2 separate regions of the Homo sapiens genome follow, and region 1 is linked to region 2. The links are chromatin contacts, found by Hi-C in ENCODE. All regions are on one chromosome and are shown on one strand. The core of a region is the stretch at or near the end of the contact, and the rest is flanking DNA. Distances in the headings are between cores, read along the strand shown.

Region 1 (2,700 bases), core at 38-2,537, 660 kb before region 2:
GGACTCCCTTTCAGAGCAACAAAGTCTACATGGACTTTGTATGTGACTTGTAGCTTGGCAGCAGCCCAGGAAACTGCTTCTCTATCTTAGACATCAGCCAGCCTTGAGGGAAGTTCAGAGAGTAACTCTCTCCTTCCTTCCTTGGATGCACTGTTGCAACCCTCCCTTGTGGGCTGGTTGTTCATTTTTGTGTTTTGGTTACATTCTCTTATTTCTTCATCTTTTTTTTTTTTTTTTGGTTCTGCTTTAAAAGTAAAACAACAGTAGGGTTTGTGAAGACATTGCAGATGGTAATTTATTAGCTGTGATATAATGGTATCAGGAAATAGCTAGCTCTTTGGCTGTTTATTTCCCTCGTGGTGGATGGAAAGAGTAAGTATAGCAATGTTTCAGTTGCTATGGATACCAAGTCTTTGAGATAATAGAATCCTTTTAACATAATCCAGTTCTATTAGATTGGCTTTTCTCTTGAATGTTACATCTACCAAGCATACTTTCTTTTCTCAGTACAAAAATTTATATCCCTTTCTCTCAATATCGGGAAGTGTTATTTTAATTTTTCCTCCAATTTTGCCCTGCAGTTTATCTTTTTCCTATGTCTCCTCTTTCCTACATCAGAAAAGATGACATGGAAAAGTAAACCATATATCTGTCTTTCCCTCTAGCTAAGCGGAAAACTGATTTAGTTTCACACAATTATATGCAAGTACTGCAACATAATTTGTCCAGGTGTGATGTTTAAATCTTTTTAACTCAAACCACAAAAATGGGGTTAATTATAAAAGGCATATAAACATCTCCTCAACATTCCATTGGTTCATTGAGTCAGATGTCTTCAAAATAGAATCTCTTTGGGATGTATAATTTTGAGTACAGCATTAAGTAAATGACTGTTGCAGAGGAAAAAAAAAGTCAAGTGTTCAAAAGAAAACTCAAAAAGTGGCAGCTCATAGTTCATGGATATAAGAAAATTCTACTCCCATGTGTGAAGTAGTCAGACTCCTTGCTAAAAACATACATTTTAAAAAGTCTAAAATGTTAGTTAAATCATAATTCATCTTTTTTTTGAGAAATCATTTTAGTAAATTTATAACAACACTAATTTTTTGAACTCTTGCTTCGGTCTCTCATTCCTAATTCTATCTTGTATTTATCTTTACAGAGGGATTCAGTTCATTATATACATTTGAAATTCTGTGCAATAAATATTTTTTTGCACTGTCATGCTAGAATCTGTCATGCTGAAGAAGAAATGGCCAGTGTATGTGTCATGAGGCTGGATTTTAGTCCCAGCTCTTCCTGTGCTTGTGTGGCCTCAAATGAGTCATTTAACCTCTTGGGTCTTAATTTCATCATCAAAAATTCGAGGTCAGACTACATTATTTTCCAGAGCCCCTTGACATCCCAAAATGTCTACATTGCTTTGAAATCTATCCACATCTCCAACTGATTTCCAGCATCAAGGTTAGAAACTGTTTTAAATAGGCTTACTGAGTTCAAAACCAAATAGAAAAGAGAAAGTCTTAGAAGTACAAGCCTGCCAGCAACCTTATTTCCATCCTGCACTGTACTGACAAGAATTTTAAATTTACAGTGGAAAACAGGAATTAGACCATATTTAGGTAGCTAGTTTCAAAACCTTTATTGTTGGTGATATTTTCTCCAGATGGAAAGTAGGTATGTAAAAGTAATCTTGGCTACAGCTAATATTTATTGTTCCTGTAGTAAATTCCAGACACTTTGCTGAGTGCTTTGTGTGGTTCAGCCCATCAAGCCTCGCAGCAACACTATGAGGCAGGTATTATAATGTTCATTTTATACATGAAAATGAACACAATAAGGAATGAAAATCTAAGTCGTTTGTCCTAAGTGGCTCAACTAGTAATTGGCAGCCCCAGGATTTAAATTCATGCTGTCTGACTCTGTCTAGAGTATATAAATACTATAATGCACAGATTTTTTTTTTTTTGGTGCATGTGTGGCTTATACAGTTGTTCCTTGAACAACACGGGTTTGAATTGTGCAGGTCCACTTATATTTTTTTCCATCAACTGCAGATTGAAAATACAGTATTCAAGGGATGTGCAACCTGTGTATACAGTGGGCTGACTTTTCCTATATGTGGGTTCTGCGGGGTCAACTGTGGGACTTGAGAATGTAGCAATGGTCCTGAAAAGAATCCCTCATGTATATCGAAGGATGATTGTATATTCTTTTTTGTTGTTGTTTTGATTTGCTTTGAGACACAGTCTCACTCTGTTTCCCAGGCCAGAGTGCAGTGTCATGATTGTAGCTCACTGTTACTTTGACCTCCTGGGTTCAAGCAGTTCTCCCACCTGAGCTTTCTGAGTAGCTGGGACTAGATGCTCATGCCACCATGCCCAGCTAATGTCTTCCTTTCAAAATTTTTTGTAGAGACAAAGTCTCCCTATGTTGCCCAGGCTGGTCTCTGACTCCTGGCCTCAAGCAATTCTCCTGTCTTGGCCTCCCAAAGTGTTGGGATTATAGGTGTGAGCCATCATGCCTGACCTATATATTCTTTATATGTTCTGACAAAAACTCATTATCTCCTTTGCATTCCCCAATCCAGTTCTTCTCTGCATGCCTGATCTCAGTGAAAGGCACTACTTGCACTAATGACACAAGACAGACACCTGGAAATTACACTTGATACCTCCCTTCCCCTCACTTCACTTACCA
Region 2 (2,913 bases), core at 150-2,649:
TGAACCTGTGAGTCTTATTTAAGTAAGTCAGTAGGAGAACTCTAAGAATTTGTATTTTATTAACATATATTCTTTCTATGCATTTTCCATTAACTAAGATTCATGCTTCTTAAACTAACTATCAAACACAAGCACTAAAGCCTGACACAGTTTGCTATGGATCCCTGGTGGGGCTTTGCTCTTCCTCACTTCTTCCTGGGCCTTTTTCTACTACCTCTGGAGAGCAGAGGGGCACATGGTCTTGTAGAGGATAGAGTTGGTCACTACTAGAGAAACTCAGAGCACACACTGTGTCCTCTGACCTGCAGCCACTTCACACCTTGAATTTGAATCCTCTCCAGATGGATACCTGAAATAGGCTCTCAAAACAAGCAGGGTCTAGGAGCCAGTTGGACCCCTGCCTCCTTTCTTCTTGGACCAGAAGAGGACCCAATCTGCTCCTAGAGAAACTTGCTACGATGCAGAAGTGAGGTTATATGGAAATGAAGTGTGTCCTACCTTTCAGAAACTTGGGAGAGTAGGAGAGACCATTTTTGAAAATCTGGTGAGAAATACTCTTACAGAGAAAAACACAGCCCAAAGCACATGGGACCTTCAATCTGAAATTGAATTGTACTGTTAAGCATGTCTGGTGATTCAAAAGACTGGCATACCTTATTTCCAGTCACTTCCTCGAGGCCTGGGCTTTGTCAATATGTGAAGATGAATTTTGGAGAATCATGTAAACACAATTGAACAGATCTGGGGGATCCAGTCTGATGGGTTTGCTGAGGCCAATCCAGTCAGCCACGCAGAAGTGTGCTGGACACACAGGCCCCACCACCCCCCGCCAAAGAGGCAGCCTCCCAACAAGCTGCCAATGACATAAGCAAAGCAGCGTGTCTCAAGTGTCTCCAATCATAAGATTCGCCTGGGAAGCTGGTTAAACTAACACAGCCTCTTAGGCTCCTTCCTGAAGACTGGATTCCATGGGTCTATGATGGGGCTAGAAATTTGCATTTCTAACAAAACTCCCTTGTCATCATGGACGTTTTAGAGATATTGATACTATTATTTCTACTGATTTCTGCTCTCGGGAGTCTGTAAACTTTTTCTGCAAATGGCCAACTGGTTAACTTTTAAGGCTTTGTAGAACCGATAGTCTCTCTCTGTCTCTCACTACTCATCAACTTGATGTGGTAGCACAAAAGCAGTCAGTCAGCCTATTGCTAATGGTAAATGAGATTTAGCCTAAAGCTGCCTCCTTAAGTTCGGCCTGAAGTTTTCTCTGTACATTGTGAACTATAACAAATGAAGGTGTAACAAGACCAATCACCGAGTTTCGGTCAATCAAATGTAGCCAACTGCTCAAACTGTGTTCAAATAAGGCAAACGCTGAGCTGTAACCAATCCAGCTGTTTCTGTACCTCACTTCCGTTTTCTGTATGCCACTTCCCTTTTTCTGTCCATAAATCTTCCACCACGTGGCCCTGCCAGAGTCTCTGAGCCTACTCTGGCTTGGAAGACTGCCCAATTCACGAATCGTTCATTTGCTCAATTAAACTCCTTTAAATTTATTCGGCTCAAGTTTTTCTTTTAACAGAAATCAAGAGTCTGCCTGTGTTCCAATTATTTATGGACACTAAAATTTGAATATGTGTTTCAAGTATTCCTTTTCAAATTTTATTAAAAATGTAAAAACCATTCTCAGTTCGCAGGCCACAATCACAGGCCATGGGTTGAATTTGGCTCAAAAGCTGTAGTTTGCCAAGCCCTGTTCTAAGCTAACAGTTGGGGAATCATAATATAAAAGGAAGGACAGACCTGGGTGTGAAATAGCTGCAAAAATATTATCTCGGGCTGGGCGCAGTGGTTATTGCCTGTAATCCCAGCACTTTGGTAGGCTGAGGCAGGCCCATAGCTTGAGGCCAGCAGTTCAAGACCAGCCTGGCCAACGTGGCAAAACCCCATCTCTACTAAAAATACAAAAATTAATTAGCCAGGTGTGGTGGTGAACACCTGTAATCCCAGCTACTCGGGAGGCTGAGACATGAGACTCACTTGAATCCAGGAGATGGAGGTTGCAGTGAGCCAAGATTGTACCACTGCACTCCAGCCTAGGTGACAGAGTAAGAGTTTGTCTCCTAAATAAATAAATATTATCTTGATAAAATAGTTGTTAGGATTACAAAGAGTACTTAAATAATAGTACCTAGAACATTGCCTCAAACTTAGTAGGTGCTCAATAAAAGAAAGATATTATTTTTGTTGAGTGGATGTATGAACACAACACTGATTATCTATTGCTGGGCAACGTGAATAGCCTAGAAGAAACAATAGTCACAGTTACATTGTACTTATATGTCAAGGAACTGTTCTAAGTGCTTTACATGTTTTAACACATTTAATCTTGATTAAATCCTATAAAATCGGAACTACTATTATTGGCATCTTAAGAAAACTGTGGACAGAAGGGGAAATTAAGTTGTTTGAGGGCACATGGTAAGAGGTGCAGATGGGATTCCCACCCAGGCTGTCTGATTCCAAAGTCCATGCTTGTCACCACTAAGCTGTTTTCTGCAAGGTTAAAAATAATATAGAGCTGTATAAAATATATGAATAGAAACGATTTTTGCATGCCTCAGTTATTTTTGGGGGGAGAGAATTTTTCTCTTTTCCTAACATTGATAAATTTGAATTTTTACCTCACTGAAAACATCTAATATTTACATTTCGATAATATCCTATCTTTTCTCAAGACCACACTTTAAAGTGGTAGTTTCCGAATGGTGGCAATTTTATCCCACAAGGGAACATTTAGCAATGTCTGGAGACATTTTGATTGTCATACTTGGGGGATGAAGAGTTGCCACTGAGTAGAGGCCAGGGATGCTGTAAAACATGCTACCTGTTGGGGACAGCCCCCCACAATGA

What was found. Hi-C counts contacts between places; a loop is a spot of excess contacts on that map. Pooled maps may share reads with other maps.
Region 1: a map of IMR-90 shows a loop between it and region 2 (6-fold over the local background). The contact joins two enhancer-like sites. A Hi-C loop is called at or near these places in 3 of 168 maps with a recorded cell type or tissue (IMR-90, PC-9 and endothelial cell of umbilical vein) and 2 of 50 pooled maps.

Annotation. Positions count from the first base shown.
Region 1 is chr9:69,945,669-69,948,368 of GRCh38, forward strand. No RefSeq gene overlaps it. Among named protein-coding and RNA genes, the nearest start is that of MAMDC2, 97 kb to the right of the region's middle. Within about 2 kb of position 1,288, at least 5 of the 41 ENCODE cell types and tissues checked have a DNase peak (open chromatin) inside an H3K27ac peak, as active enhancers do.
Region 2 is chr9:70,606,717-70,609,629 of GRCh38, forward strand. All of the region lies in intron 19 of TRPM3 (transient receptor potential cation channel subfamily M member 3), which reads right to left. It overlaps LOC107984011 (a long non-coding RNA gene), which reads left to right. Exons shown (of 3, transcript XR_007061572.1): 3 at 342-1,556. Among named protein-coding and RNA genes, the nearest start is that of KLF9, 190 kb to the left of the region's middle. Within about 2 kb of position 1,400, at least 8 of the 41 ENCODE cell types and tissues checked have a DNase peak (open chromatin) inside an H3K27ac peak, as active enhancers do.